Linked DNA regions of Homo sapiens: region 2 is linked to region 1. A link is an interaction called in ENCODE POLR2A ChIA-PET data of the cell type or tissue named here. Cell type or tissue: A673. All regions are shown on one strand. Links, peaks and the distances in the headings refer to the core of each region. The heading gives the core; the rest is flanking DNA.

Region 1 (8,340 bases), core at 168-8,167:
CTCCTGACCTCATGGTCCACCCGCCTTGGTCTCCCAAAGTGCTGGGATTACAGGCATGAGCCACCGCGCCCAGCCCACTTTATTTATATTTAACATCTTTGTTATTGGTATTTTAAGTGGTTTTTGTTTTTGTTTTCTGACATTATGTGAAATGGAAGCAAGACAGAACTAGACTGCTAGATAATAGCACCATCTGTTCTGGCTTCATTTCCTTGACACCATAGCATTGTAGTCAGTACAGGGTTTAGCACTCTATCGCCCAGGCTGGAGTGCAATGGCACGATCTTGGCTTACTGCAACCTCCGCCTTCAGGTTTCACGCGATTCTTGTGCCTCAGCCTCCTGGGTAGCTGGGACCACAGGCATGTGCTACCATACCTGGCTAATTTTTGTATTTTTGGGTAGAGTTGGGGTTTCACCATGTTGGCCAGGCTAGACCTCTTACTTCTTGATTGTACTGTCTCCATTTGGAACTATTTTTAAAATCTGTAGCAGTCTTTTGCTATTTAGGACTTACATTGAGGTAAAATTCATGTAACAAAAGTTTGTCCATTTTAACCATTAAAAATGTACAGTTCAGTCCTCAGTACCTTCGTGAAACTTAAACAGGATTCAGTGAAAGCAGTGCTTAGAGAGAAATTTCTAGCTGTAAATGCCTGCATTATAAAAGATCTCCGTTAACTGCCTTTTTTGTGTTAGAGTAATCTTTTCTTTTCTTTTCTTTTTTTTTTTTTTTTTTTGAGACAAAGTCCCACTGTGTCATCTAGGCTGGAGTGCAGTGGCACAATCTCGACTCACTGCAACTCCCACCTCCTGGGTTCAAGTAATTCTCGTGCCTCAGCCTCCTGAGAAGCTAGGATTACAGGTGCCCCCCCGCCACACCTAGCTAATTTTCGTTTTTTTTTTTTTTGTGAGAGAGAGTCTTGCTCTGTTGCCCAGGCTAGAGTGCAGTGGCGCAATCTCGGCTCACTGCCAGCTCCGCCTCCCGGGTTCACGCCATTCTCCTGCCTCAGCCTCCCAAGCAGCTGGGACTACAGGCGCCCACCACCATGCCCGGCTAATTTTTTTTTTTGTATTTTTAGTAGAGACAGGATTTCACCATGTTAGCCAGGATGGTCTCGATCTCCTGACCTTGTGATCCGCCCGCCTCGGCCTCCCAAAGTGCTGGGATTACAGGCGTGAGCCACTGCGCCCGGCCAATTTTTGTATTTTTAGTAGGGATGAGGTTTCACCATGTTGGTCAGGCTGTTGTCAAACTCCTGACCTCAGGTGATCCACCTGCCTCTGCCTCCCAAAGTGTTGGGATTACAGGCATGAGCCACTGTGCCCCACCGTGTTAAAGCAATATTTTCTTGTGTGCCATTTTGATTTGCTCTTGTTTCTGGGTTTTTTGTTTTTTTTTTTTTTTGAGAGGGAGTCTAGCTCTGTCACCAGGCTGGAATGCAGCGGCGCAATTTCGGCTCACTGCAACGGCGCAATTTTGGCTCACTGCAACCTCTGCCTCCCAGGCTTAAGCGGTTCTATTGCCTCAGCCTCCCGAGTAGCTGGGACTACAGGCAAGCACCACCATGCCCAGCTACTTTTTGTATTTTTAGTAGACATGGGGTTTCACCATGTTGGCCAGGATGGTCTCAATCTCCTGACCTCATGATCTGCCTGCCTTGGCCTCCCAAAGTGCTGGGATTACAGGCAGGAGCCACCACGCCCGGCCTACTTCTTTCTTTTGCTATATGTATTTTTAGGTTTTTTTTTGTTTTTTTTTTTTTTGAGATGGAGTCTCACTCTGTTGCCCAGGCTGGAGTGCAATGGTGCTGTCTCGTCTCACTGCAACCTCCACCTCCCAGGTTCAAGGAGTTCTCCCTTGGCCTCCCTAGTAGCTGGGATTACAGATGCATGCCTGGCTAATTTTATTTTTAGTAGAGATGGAGTTTCACCACGTTGGCCAGGCTGTTCTTGAACTCCTGACCTCAGGTGAACTGCCTACCTCAGCCTCCCAAAGTGCAGGGATTACAGGCCTGGGCCACCGTGCCCAGCCAGGTATTTTCTTAGCGGTTACTCAGTGGATTGCAATTAATATCTTAATTCATAACAACGTAGTTCAATTAATGCCAACTTAGTTTTAATACTATACAAAAATTTTGCTCCTATACAGTCCCATCTATTTTTTTGTTGTTATTGACACAAAATTCCTGTATATGTTTTTCTAAGAGACAGGGTCTTGATCTGTCACTCAGGCTGGAGTGCAAAGGTGAGATTATAGTTTACTGTAGCTTCAAACTCCAGGGTTCAAGTGATCCTCTATCCTTAGCCTCCTGAACAGCTAGGACCACAGGCCTGTGCCACCATGCCTGGCTAATGAAAAAAATTTTTTTTTCTAGAGACAGGGTCTTGCTATGTTACAGTCTAGGCTTGTCTTGAACTCCTGGCTTCTCTTGTACTCCCACATCGGCCTCCCAAACCTACTCATCTTTTTTTGAGACAGAGTCTTGTTCTGTCACCTGTCCTGGAGTGCAATGACCCAGTCACAGCTCAAGCAAGCCTCCCACCTCAGCCCCCCATTTAGCTGGGACCACAGGTGTATGCCACTATGTCCAGCTAAATTTTTGTATTTTTTGTAGAGATGGGTTTTCACTATGTTGCCCAGACTGTTCTTGAACTCCTGGGCTCAAGTGATCCTCCTGCCTCAGCCTCCCAAAGTGATGGGATTACAAACGTGAGCCACCATGCTGGGCCCAGACCTGTACATCTTCATACATTCTGTATTCTTCAACATAGATTCATAATTATTTTATGTAATTTTTAAATCATACAGGAAATAAAGAGAAGCTACAAACTAAAAATAATACTGACTTTTATATTTACGTATGTAGCTATGAGTATTCTTTGTTTCCTCATTCAAGTAATCTAGGGTTCTTTCACTTCAGTCTGGAGGATTTCCTTTTGTATTTCTTGTAGGGCAGGTATACTAGCAACTAACTCAGGTTTTGTTTATCTGAGAATTTCTTAATTTCATCTTTTTTTTTTTTTTTTTTTTTTGACATGGAGTCTCGCTCTGTCGCCAGGCTGGAGTGCAATGGTGCAATCTTGGCTCACTAAAACCTCTGCCTCCTGGCAGCCTCCCAAGTAGCTGGGATTATAGGAACATGCCACCATACCCAGCTAATTTTTGTATTTTTAGTAGAGATGGGGTTTCACCATTGTTGGCCAGGATGGTCTCGATCTCCTGACCTCGTGATCCTCCTGCCTTGGCCTCCCAAAGTGTTGGGATTACAGGCGAGAGCCACCACGCCCGGCAAATACAGCTGTTATGTTTTCCGTGTTTTTCCCACTCTACCATTGAGTCATGGTAAGTTTCATACATATTTTTAAATGGCATACAAAGGATGTGTGGCCAGAACTAGGCAAACTACACTTTTTTCTTCATGTTTGTGACTATGAGAAACTGACTTAGATCTATTTGAAGTCAGGTTTAAAAATGGCATGCTTTTGTGTATCCTGAAATACTTTTGGTCTGCCAATGACCCAGTATGTTTCTAACTCAGGTGACACTGTTTCTTATTACATAGTGAAATGGGGATTGCTGACCCCTGGGTCTTCAAGCAGAGAAAACTTAAGCTGATGTGTTTCTGTAGTTGGAACTGGACAGGTCTTTGCTACTGTGTTAATTAGATCATACAGGCTGAAGACAATGATAGAGGAATGTGGCAATAAAACCTTTGGTGTACATGGAGTCAGGATTTTATTTTCTGCTTGAATACATGGGTATCATTTAAGCAAAATTAATATTTTAACTGCTTGCCTTATAAAGAGGTAAGTGAGAGACATGATTATTTGCTTTGAAAAAGAATTCTTTTCGTAATTCATTTATTAATTTAAATGCAGTGTTTGCTTAGTATGGTATAATTGATATATCAAATTTCAATTTATGTATAACTTTATCAGAACACATCTCTACTACCAAGTGATGTGAAGTGAGATATTCACTGATTCCACAGCTCCGATGTAGTTTTCCTTTCATCCAGAATGGTTCTGGTCATTTGTCTCCACTGTCAATTTACACTCAGGAAATAACGTCTAATTTTTATAATAATCTAAGCAAGTCTCCTCAGTAAAAAAGCAACTTTGTTGAAGCAAATCTTAAGAATAATCTAGAAATATAATGATAATGGCCGGGCGCGGTGGCTCACGCCTGTAATCCCAGCACTTTGGGAGGCCGAAGCGGGCGGATCACAAGGTCAAGAGTTTGAGACCAGCCTGGCCAACATAGTGAAACCCCGTCTCTACTAAATACAAAAATTAGCTGGGCATGGTGGCGGGAGCCTGTATCCCAGCTACTCGAGAGGCTGAGTACCTTGGAAACAGAAGGTAGAGGTTGCAGTGAGCTGAGATGGCGCCACTGCACTCCAGCCTGGGCAAAAACAGCGAAACTCTGTCTCAAAAAAAAGAAAAGAAAAGAAAAAGAAATATAATGATATTGAATAAGAGCTAGGGTTTGGTAATTTAAGTGATCTAAATCTTTTAGAATTTTCAGAGGTAATTAGATTTTTTAAAGGATCATTTAGTTTTTGAAACTCCGAACTCAACTAAACACTAACAGGATGAAAACAGGTGTTGCTACTGTGGAATGAGCCTAGTGTCATCTGTTTCTAGTTCTGTAATTGGAGGGACCCCACTGCCTGGCTGGCTCCTTGGAGGCTCTGTTTGGCTCAGCAGCTCCAGGCCTCCCACCAGGCAAAGGGAAGGAGAACAGGAAGGACTTACATGCCTAGTCAGCCTGTATAATTTATATAGCCTGTTCTGTGACCCTCTCTTTTTACTAGTGGAGAATCCCTTAAAAGCAGCCACAGTTGTTTTAGGACCAATGAAAGGAAATGCCCTTTTTTTCATAGCTGCTTATAAACATATGTAACCTATTACAAGAAGTTACATAAGTCAGAATTTAAACTGGTCCAAATTGTCGGGCTCTGATAAAAGTAGGAAAATTGATTTTCCAGTTAAATCTAGGTGAGAGTGTCATTTTCCTTCTTTTTAAAGTTGCACAAAAATATCAACAAGCTTCACACCAACTCATACCAAGCAACGTGTTTTCCTCCTAAATTTCATTTTTGTTGTAATTTTCAGTTTGACTTCGGTCTTGATTCTTCTTTTTCTCTTCCCTTCCAGCACTCACCTTCCCCACGTAGTTTTATAGTGTTGTGATTGGTGGCTAGTGGAGGTATAGGATTTAAATTAGATATGTTGCTATGACTTCATAGCCATACCCTTGGCCTTTTCCTTCCTGTTGTGCAACTGTTTCTGTCTCTCTTTCTAGCTCCGTCTCTGTCTCTCTCTGGGGACAGAAAAGTTACTCATTTCTAATATGGGGGGAAATTTTCTCGTTTATTATAAATCTTTCCCTCATTTGTGTTTTTTAAAAATACACGGAATGATAAAAATATAGCTCTCTACGTTGCAAACCCAGTCCTCCTTTTATTCTTAGACATTTCAATCTTTAGTCTTCTTTGATTCAGCTCTTTTTCTCTTCTCAGTGTGCAATATGGTGTCTATCTGTACTTACCTACTCACTGGCATTGTCCATTGGCTCCAGATTCTACCCAGCCTACCCTTGATGGCTCTCTAATCTCTGCCACTTCTAAACTTCTGGTTCATATTTCCATTGGCCTCATCTGTATTTCCAATTGGATGTCTGATGAGCACCTCAACTACAGCAATTTTAGAATTAAATTTCACCCATTATCACTGTCCAGAAAACACCTGTTTACCTCCTGGAATCAGTATATTCTTTTACTTCTGCCTTTTTTCACTTGCCAGCCAGCTCTTAATATCTTAATTTGTTTCTCTTTTTCACTGTTCATATCCCATCAGAAAAAATATCTTGTCCATTCTACCTCAAAAGTGTGCTCTTGTGATGGTATAAATACAATATTGTGAGAGCACTAAGGAAAAAAACACTTAACTGTGCCTTTCAGAGTCAGGAAAACTTCCTAAAAGTGGTATTTAAAAGTGAAGTTTGTGAACTACTTCCTTTTCATCCTGTTTTGATATCTTTACAAGTTTGTTTTTCTAGTCTGTAAGCTTTTAAAGAGCATGAATTTGTTATTTATATGTTAAATGTCTCACAGTATGTGAGAGGTGAGTGCTTAATGTTTATGAAATTGATAACTGTGAATGAATGTCTGCAGCCTACCTCATCTAGTCAGCTATCTTGCGGTGTTCTTTCATACTCCTTTTCCAACCACGCTACGCTTCTCTTATTCTTCAATAATTAAGCATGCTTGTCTTAACTCTGTACCATTACGCATGTAATTAATTTCCTTTGCAAAATACTCTTATGGTATCTTTCCTCCCTCCAATTGGCTAGTCCTCCTTTCATTTTAAAGATTTTGTTCAGACGAGACCCTTCTGAAACATTTGTAGACTTCAGTGAACATCATAAATGTCTAATAAATACTTACTAAATGAATAAACCAAGGAAGTTATATTTCCCTTTAGCCTTCTCTTACTATCTCCTGGACAAATCACTAATAGTCTTTTTATTCCACTCTTTTTAATCACCATACTAGGAACTCTTAACACATAATATGACCTCAGTGGTTACATTTGAAACTCTGAAAGTAATCAAAATAATAAGCAGCCATTATATAATGTGGGTAATGTTCCACCAGGCATTAAATGGCTATCTTGGCAGGCAGTACAGTGTTTCTGAAAGTCACCTACAGTGTTTCTTCCTGGACCTCCGTGATATGGGTAAACACAGTGTAAGTTTAGTAATTTGAATAATATGCTTTCCACTCAATCACTAGGTGCCAATGAACTGGCTGTGCAGAAAGCAAAGGCAGAAATCACCAGGCTCATAAAAGAAGAGCTGATCCGGCTGGTGAGTGAAAACCTTAAAGTTTCGTTTGTTTTGTTTTAATAAGTGTTTTATTGAAATATAAATACAGAGAAGTACTCAAATCATAAACATATAGTTTGATGAATTTTCACAAAGTAATAAGCATACCAGTGTAGTCACTACCCAGATCAAGAAATAAAAAACATTACTAATATCCCAGAAGTCTTCTCTGTGTCTATTCTTGTCACTATTCATCTCCCCCCAACAAAACCATACCTTGAATTTTTTTTCTTTTCTTTTCTTTTTTTTTTTTGGAGACTGAGTCTTGCATTGTCACCCAGGCTGGAGTGCAGTGGCACGATCTCGGCTCACTGCAACCTCCGCCTCCTGCGTTCAAGTGATTCTCCTGCCTCAGCCTCCTGAGTAGCTGGGATTACAGGCGCACACCACCGCATCTGGCTAATTTTTGTATTTTTAGTAGAGATGGTGTTTCACTGTGTTGGCAAGGCTGGTCTCGAACTCCTGACCTCATGATTCACCTGCCTTGGCCTCCCAAAGTGCTGGGATTACAGGCGTGAGCCGTGGCGCCCGGCCCTATATTGTGAATTTTAAAATCATAGATTAGTTTTTCCTGTTTTTGAACTCCACATAAGTGTAATCATGCGTTTGCACCTTTTGCATCTAGTTTCCTTCACTCAACATTTTGAGGAGATCGGTCCATGTTATTGCATGTAGCAATAATTCATTTTCATGGCCATATAATATTTATATGATTATACAACAATTAATTTATATTTATATATTGGATTTGGGGGCTATTCTTATTTTTGGTTTTTATGAACAACACTTCTGTGAACATTATTCCATGTGCGTTTGGTATATATTAGCATGATTTTTTCCTTGGGTATATACCTCGGAGTAGAATTGTTAATTATAGGCTAGGTATTGCTAAATAGTTTTCCAAAGAGGTTACATCAATTCACACTCAATCCAGAAGTGTAGAAAATTCCAGTTGTTCTACATATTTGCCAACACATGGTGTTGTCAGTGTCTTTAAACTTAAACAATGACTTAATTTGATTTTGGAAAAAGCCCTTTACAGACTGCCTTTCCCGAGGAGGTAGACATGTCCTTGTGTCTTTAGTGCCAGTTGCAGCTTATAAACACTCCCTACAGTGTGTACATTTCCTTTGAAAGGAAACGTTGTCTTTTATCTAAGTGTAATTCTGAGAGCTTTTCTAAAATTCCCCTCACAGAGCATTCCTTTTTTTGTTGGGGGGTGGGGGTGGTTAGAAGTTTAATGAAAAGTGGGTTCACAAAACAAGAGGGAAAAAGTAAAACAGCTGTTAAATCATGTGCTTAATACTATTTCACCAAGGAGTGGTCGAAAAGAATCTTGTGCCCATAGATGCTACCACCATTAGGTTGATTCAAAACATAGTTGTTAAGGAATAGTTGAGTGAACAGAGAATTCATTAGTTATTGAATAGTTTTTCCTTTCTCAAT
Region 2 (8,340 bases), core at 86-8,085, 1.9 Mb after region 1:
AAGTAGGATTTATCCCTGAGATGCAAGGATGATTCAACATATACAAATCAATCAATGTGATATATCATATAAACAGAATGAAGGAGAAAAATCATATGATCATTTCATTGACACTGAAAAAGCATTTGATAAAATTCAACATCCCTTCATGATAAAAACTCTCAAAACCTGGGGATAGAAGGAACATACTTCAACATAATAAAAACAACAGACCCACGCTAATATACTGAATGGGAAAAAACTGAAAGCTTTTCCTCTAAGATAAGGAACACAACAAGGGCGCCTGTTGTCACCACTGTTATTCAACATAGTGCTAGAAGTCTTAGCTAATCAGACTAGAGACATGCAAAGGAATGAAACTAGACCCCCAGCTCTCACCATATAAACAAATAGAGTCAAAATGGATTAAAGACTTAAATCTAAGACCTCAAATTATGAAACTACTATAAGAAAACATTGGGGAAAATCTCCAGGACATTGGTATGGGCAAAAATTTCTTATTACCCCACAAGTACAGGCAACCAAAGCAAAAACGGACAAATAGGATCACATCAACTTAAAAAGTTTCTGCCCAGAAAAGGATGCAATCAACAAAGAGAAGAGACAACCCACAGAATGTGAGAAAATATTTGCAAACTACTCAACTGACAAGTAATTAATAACCAGAATATATAAGAAGCTATAGGAAAAAAAATCAAATAATCTGATCAAAGATGGGCAAAAGATTTGAATAGACATTTCTCAAAAGAAGATATACAAATGGCAAACAGGCCTAGAAAAAGGGGCTCAACATTATCAATCATCAGAGAAATGCAAATCAAAACTATGATGAGATATCATCTCACCCCAGTTAAAATGGCTTATATCCAAAAGACAGGCAATAACAAATGCTGGAAAGGATGTGGGGAAAAGGGGACCCTTGTATACTCTTGGTAGGATGTAAATTAGTACAACTACTATGGGGAACAATTTGGAGATGCCTCAACAAACTAAAAATTGAGCTACCATATAATCCAGCAACTCCACTGCTGGATATATACCCAAAACAAAAGAAATCAGTATATCGACAAGATACGTGGACTCCTAGGTTTGCTGCAGCACTGTTTTCAATAGCTAAGATTTGGAAGCAACCTGAGTGTCCACCAACAGATGAATGGATAAAGAAAATGTGGTACACATATACAATGAAGTACTATTCACCCATAAAAAATAATGAGATTCAGTCATTTGCAACAATATGAACAACATAGATGGAACTGGAGATCAGTACGTTAAGTGAAATAAGCCAAGCACAGAAAGACAAATATTGCATGTTCTCGCTTATTTGTGGGATCTAAAAATCAAAACAATTGAACTCATGGACATAGAGAGCAGGAGGATGTTTACCAGAGGCTGGAAAGGGTAGTAGGAAGGGGCGGGTAAGGTGAGGATCGTTAATGGGTACAAAAAAAATAGAAAAAATAAAAAAGATCTACTATTTGATAGCACAAATAGCAACTATTATTAATAATAACTGCACATTTTTAAATAACTTAAAGAGAGTAATTAGGTTGTTTGCAACTCAATGAATAAATGCTTGAGTGGATGGATACCCCATTCTCCTTGATGTGCTTATTTTACATTGCATGCTTGTATCAAAACATTTCATGTACCCCATAAATATATATACCTACTATGTACCCACAAAAATGAATAAAAATAGATTTTTAAAAAAGACTTACTATGAAACTAAGAAAACTATCTCTTTAAAATATGGTAAGGATGAAAAATAAAACTTATTTTTTACACAAAAAATAAGTAAATAAAAGAGCATTTTGAGGAACATGGACTGTATTTACTATATTGTGGTAGGCTGAAAAAAGATCCCCCAACACTTGTATCCCCAGAACCTGTGAGTATAATATCTTACATGGCAAAAAAGATTTTAAAAATTAATTTAGTCTAAGGATATTTATATGGGAAATAATCCTGGATTATCTGAGTGTGCTCAGTTTAACCACAGAATAAAAATAGAAGAGGAAGGCAGATGGTAGGTCAGAATGATGCTATGTGAGAAGGATCTGCTGTTGCTGGCTTTGAAGTTAGAGGAAGGGGACCATGAGCCAAGAACGTGATGACCTCCACAAGCTGGGAATATCCCTCAACTTATACTTAGCAAGAATATGGATGGGGACCTCAGTCACAAACCTGTAAGGAACTGAATTCTTCCAATAACTCACATGAGCAGGAAACAGATTCTCTCCTGAGAGACTCCAAAAAGGAGCAAAGCATGCACAGACCTTGACTTTAGTCTGGTAAGACTTGTACCAAACTTCTGACATTCAGAAGTATGGAATAATAAATCTGAGTTGTTTTAAGCCACAACATTTGTGGGAATTTGCTATAGCAACAATAGAAAACTAACATACTAGAATGGAGATTTAATTTGTTAAATTCCTACAGGACAATAAAACTGTGACCTTGAAACTTATCTTTTCTGCCACACAGATACCTACATTATGCATTTGATATGTTTAGGTTTTGTGTCACCACCCAAATCTCATCTTGAATTGTAACCCACAGGTGTGGAGAGAGAGACCTGATGGGAAGTGGTTGGATCATGGGGGCAGTTTCCCTGTTGTCATGATAGTGAGTGAATTCTCACGAGATCTGATGGTTTTATAAATGGTAGTTTTTCCTGCACTCTCACATGATCTCTTTCACCTGCTTCCCCTTCTACCATGATTGTAAGTTTCCCAAGGCCTCCCAGCTACGTGGAACTGTGAGTCAATTAAACTTCTTTCCTTTGTAAATTACCCAGTCTTGGGTACTACGTTTACAGCAGTGTGAGAACAGACTAATAAAACATTTAACATCAGAGTATGACTTCATAGTTAATAGTGAATATCAAAATAAAAAACAGGTACATTATTCTAGATATTTAAATTATTGTTTAGTGAATCCATTAAACAATGTCCCAGTATGACATTGAAAGAACATTCTATTCACCTTTTTGCCTTCTTTCCAAGTTTAATTATTTTTTTTTTCTGCCAGGTGAGACTAGATGTCATTTCATTTTATAGACTATAAGTCCCATGATGGCAAACACCGTATCTTTTTCAACTGATATCTTACTTGAGTCTAACACATTGTCTGACATATTGTGGGTGCTAAATAAATGTTGAATGGATAAACAAACCTTTGCAATCTCATGTCTGAATATTTCCTGCTGTGAAATTTATGATTCAACCTCACTGAATTCCTTCCATTCCTTAAATATCAATAAACCATGCTCTCTCTCACTGTGAGACTTTTGCACTTTCTTTTTCTCTGCCTGAAACCCACATCCCCATTTTGCCTGGCTAGTGAGCAATCAATGTTAGAGCTCAGCTCAGATGTCACTTCCTCTGGGAAGCAGTGTCTGGTCACTCTCCCCTTCCCATACATCATTCTCTTTGCTCTCACAGTCTGTGTACTTACCCCTCCATAGCACTTGACGCATTATATTTTTCTGTATGTTCTCTTCTTGATAGACTAATGCAGCAAACAATAATAGTGTTTTTGCTTGTTTGTTTTTAAGGCAGGGTCTCACTCTGTTGCCCAGGCTGGAGTTCAGTGTGCGCCATCGTGGCTCACCACAGCTTCAACCTCCCTGGGCTCAGGTGATCCTCCCATCTCAGCCTCCTGAGTAGCTGGGACCACAGACCTGCACCACCACACCCAGCTATTTATTTATTTTTTTGTATTTTTAGTAAAGACAGCATTTCACCATTTTTCTCAGGCTGGTCTTCAAACTGCTGAGCAACCATAATAGTTTAATCATCAACCCTAGAGTCACACTGCCTGGCTCTACAATTGACTAGCTGTATTAATTTAGGTCATTTAATCCATGACTCCATTTTTCATATCTAAAGTAACAACAATATTAATGCAACTACTGCATAGGGCTGTTGCGAGGACTAAATGTTAAAGACTTAGGACAGAGCCTGGTATACTGCTAGCTCACAGGAAGCTTTTGCTGTTTTGTAAGTTTCCTGAACTCAGAACCACCATCTTATTCACTCTTTTCCTTAGTTTCTGATACAGAACGCCTGCCATAGAGTGAGTGTTCAGTATCCTTTGGTGACTTGAAGAGATTTGTGATCCAGTAAAGAACATCCTTCTGTGGGACCATAATTGGATATAAAAAAGCAATGTCTTTATAGTGAGATAAGCTACCCAGAGAGGCTCAACTTCAAAGGCAAGAGGGATCCTCCAACTCACCCCCACCCCAAATATCTGGAAACCAAAGTACCAGTCCTGGTGCTCCCTGGAGGGGCCTGTTGACTCAAGCCTTCTGGGACATATACCTCATTACATCACAGATGCAAGAAGCCTATTCCCCAAAAGACTGTGGATTCTCAGTAACAGCAGACCCTTTCCATCCCTACCTCCCTAAAACACATAAACGCATGTGCACACACATACACACCACTCCCTCCATCCCACCCCAAGCTTCCTGGATCAGGAAATTCTCCTGTGGTCTTTAGACGCATTATGCTGACCTGAGGAATCAGGCTTTATAATTCCAAGAGCTTGTTCAGGCCCAGGATGACTCGAAGGAGAATAAGAGTTGCCTTTTACTGAAGGAATGCAGTGCCATGTTTTCCCTCTTTGGTTATTGGGGTTCCTAGCTGAGTCATTACACCCTTTTTGGTGCACAGATTGAGAGCTTTCCTCAGCCTTTCCGCCCAGCAGGGTCCGGAAGCACCAGCCCATCCAGGAACAGCACAGAGCTGGCTGATGACTTCATCAAATTCACACTCCTGCAGGCAACTGCCTACAGCCCCCACAGAGTGAAAAGAGAACATAAATTATGTGAAAGGCACAGTCACTTTGCAGAAATTACCCTGAGCCAGCATGGAATTTGTGCATGGATAGAAACTGTGAGATTTGGTATGAATTTTTAAAGGCCCAGTCTTATCACATACTGGACCTGTGTGGGCTGCATTCAAAAGAGCTGTGCAGGAGCCTCACTGGTGATTGTCCACATCCTCCTAGTTTCCATCTGTTATTGAATAAGGTTTTACATTGTTTGCCAATGTATGCTTTTATTTTCCCTATCACTAAAGAGCAGAAAACACCAAACAAACATAAAAAAAAACTAGACAGTACATGCCTGAATTATTATTATTATTTTGCCATTGAGAAAAGCGAGCCAGAAGAGGTTACACAAAATGTGAAAGGCTATATAGCACAATAGGCACAGAGACCAAACTCTTGAGTTCCGGATTTCTAGGGACATTACAGCATATAATCCATACAACAATCTACCAGTTGGATGCTATTAACCCACTAGCAAGGAAGCACTTTTTTTTTTGCCAATTAAACATTTATTTTTTACCTGAAAACTCCACAGCTAATAAAAGAGGTGGGTGAATATTAGAATTTTTGCTTTTTTTTTTTTGGTTTGTCTGTCTTATTTATTATACCTTAAGTTCTAGGGTACATGTGCACAACGTGCAGGTTTGTTACATAGGTATACATGTGCCATGTTGGTTTGCTGCACCCATTAACTCATCATTTACACTAGGTATTTCTTCTAATGCTATCCCTCCCTCTGCCCCCTACCCCAGGACAGGCCCCAGGGTATGATGTTCCCTGCCCTGTGTCCAAGTGTTCTCATTGTTCAATTCCCACCTATGAATGAGAACATGTGGTGTTTGGTTTTCTGTTCTTGTGATGGTTTGCTCAGAATTATGGTTTCCAGCTGCATCCGTGCCCCTGCAAAGGACATGAACTCATCCTTGTTCATGCAATACTGCATAGTATTCCATGGTGTATATGTGCCACATTTCCTTAATCCAGTCTATCATTGATGGACATTTGGGTTGGTTCCAAGTCTTTGCTATTGTGAATAGTGCTGCAATAAACATACGTGTGCATGTATCTTTATAGTAGCATGATTTATAATCCTTTGGGTATATACTCAGTAATGGGGTGGCTGGGTCAAATGGTATTTCTAGTTCTAGATCCTTGAGGAATTGCCACACTGTCTTCCACAGTGGTTGAACCAGTTTACACTCCCACCAATGGTGTAAAAGTGTTCCTATTTCTCCATATCCTCTCCAGCATTCGTTGTTTCCTGACTTTTTAGCGATCACCATTCTAACTGGTGTGAGATGGCATTTCATTGTCGTTTTGATTTGCATTTCTCTGATGACCAGTGACGATGAGCATTTTTTCATGTGTCTTTTGGCTGCATAAATGTCTTCTTTTGAGAAGTGTCTGTTCATAACCTTTGCCCACTTTTTGATGGGTTTTTTTTTCTTGGAAATTTGTTTAAGTTCTTTGTAGATTCCAGATATTAGCCCTTTGTCAGATGGGTAAATTGCAAAAATTTTCTCCCATTCTGTAGGTTGCCTGTTCACTCTGATGGTAGTTTCTTTTGCTGTGCAGAAGCTCCTTAATTTAATTAGATCCCATTTGTCAATTTTGGCTTTTGTTGCCACTGCTTTTTGTGTTTTAGTCATGAAGTCTTTGCCTGAATGGTATTGCCTAGGTTTTCTTCTAGGGTTTTTATGGCTTTAGGTCTAACATTTAAGTCACTAATCCATCTTGAATTAATTTTTGTATAAGGTGTAAGGAAGGGATCCAGTTTCAGCTTTCTACATATGGCTAGCCAGTTTTCCCAGCACCATTTATTAAATAGGGAATCCTTTCCCCATTTCTTGTTTTTGTCAGGTTTGTCAAAGATCAGATGGTTGTAGATGTGTGGTGTTATTTCTGAGGCCTCTGTTCTGTTCCATTGGTCTATATATCTGTTTTTGGTACCAGTTCCATGCTGTTTTGGTTACTGTAGCCTTGTAGTATTGTTTGAAGTCAGGTAGTGTGATGCCTCCAGCTTTGTTCTTTTTGCTTAGGATTGTCTTGGCAATGCAGGCTCTTTTTTGGTTCCATATGAACTTTAAAGTAGTTTTTTCCAATTCTGTGAAGAAAGTCATTGGTAGCTTGATGGGGATGGCATTGAATCTATAAATTGCCTTGGACAGTATGGCCATTTTCATGATGTTGATTCTTCCTATCCATGAACATGGAATGTTCTTCCATTTGTTTGTGTCCTCTTTTATTTTGTTGAGCAGTGGTTTGTAGTTCTCCTTGAAGAGATCCTTCACATCCCTTGTAAGTTGGATTCGTAGGTATTTTATTCTCTTCATCTTGTGAATGGGAATTCACTCACGATTTGGCTCTCTGTTTGTCTATTATTGGTGTATAGGAATGCTTGTGATTTTTGCACATTGATTTTGTGTCCTGAGACTTTGCTGAAGTTGTTTATCAGCTTAAGGAGATTTTGAGCTGAGATGATGGGGTTTTCTAAATATACAACCATGTCATCTGCAAACAGGTACAACTTGACTTCCTCTTTTCCTAATTGAATAGCCTTTATTTATTTCTCTTGCCTGATTGCCCTGGCCAAACTTCCAACACTATGTTGAATAGGAGTGGTGAGAGAGGGCATCCCTGTCTTGTGCCAGTTTTCAAAGGGAATGCCTCCAGTTTTTGCCCATTCAGTGTGTTATTGGCTGTTGGTTTGTCATAAATAGCTCTTATTATTTTGAGATACGTTCCATCAATACCTAGTTTATTGACAGTTTTTAGCATGAAGTGCTGTTGAATTTTGTCAAAGGCCTTTTCTGCATCTATTGAGATAATCATGTGGTTTTTGTCATTGGTTCTGTTTATGTGATGGATTATGTTTATTGATTTGCATATGTTGAAACAGCCTTGCATCCCAGGGATGAAGCCGACTTGATGGTGGTGGATAAGCTTTTCAATGTGCTACTGGATTCGGTTTGCCAGTATTTTATTAAGGATTTTTGCATTGATGTTCATCAGGGATATTGGTCTAAAATTCTCTTTTTTTGTTGTGTCTCTTCCAGGCTTTGGTATCAGGATGCTGCTGGCCTCATCAAATGAGTTAGGGAGGATTCCCTCTTTTTCTATTGATTGGAATAGTTTCAGAAGGAATGGTACCTGCTCCTCTTTATACCTCTGGTAGAATTCGGCTGTGAATCCGTCTGGTCCTGGACTTTTTTTGGTTGGTAGGCTATTAATTATTGTCTCAATTTTAGAGGCTGTTATTGGTCTATTCAGAGATTCAACTTCTTCCTTGTTTAGTCTTGAGAGGGTGTATGTGTCCAGGAATTTATCCATTTTTTCTAGATTTTCTAGTTTATTTGCATAGAGTTGTTTACAGTATTCTCTGATGGTAGTTTGTATTTCTGTGGGAAGCACTCTCTTGAAAGGAATAAGACTGAATTCTGAGAGTAAACATTTGATGAAAAAATATAGTTCAAATCCTGCACACCTGGGTGACTTAGA

Evidence for each region. ChIA-PET counts read pairs that join two places held together with the same protein. Peaks named below come from ENCODE experiments on the same cell type or tissue, not always from the same donor. Only the 100,000 strongest peaks of a DNase experiment are listed, where the experiment ranks them.
Region 2: POLR2A ChIA-PET joins it to region 1 with 14 read pairs; 1 of 35 experiments calls an interaction of 5 or more read pairs at or near these places.

Annotation. Positions count from the first base shown.
Region 1 is chr5:134,820,145-134,828,484 of GRCh38, forward strand. It overlaps DDX46 (DEAD-box helicase 46), which reads left to right. Exons shown (of 23, transcript NM_001300860.2): 22 at 6,803-6,876. Among named protein-coding and RNA genes, the nearest start is that of C5orf24, 22 kb to the right of the region's middle. In A673, for the core only: no CTCF peak of the experiment used is centred there; DNase peaks (open chromatin) are centred at 3,107, 4,737 and 5,247; H3K4me3 peaks cover 857 bases; H3K27ac peaks cover 4,971 bases.
Region 2 is chr5:136,745,917-136,754,256 of GRCh38, forward strand. It overlaps CTB-1I21.1 (a long non-coding RNA gene), which reads left to right. Exons shown (of 4, transcript NR_188339.1): 2 at 7,899-8,060. Among named protein-coding and RNA genes, the nearest start is that of CTB-1I21.1, 15 kb to the left of the region's middle. In A673, for the core only: no CTCF peak of the experiment used is centred there; a DNase peak (open chromatin) is centred at 4,755.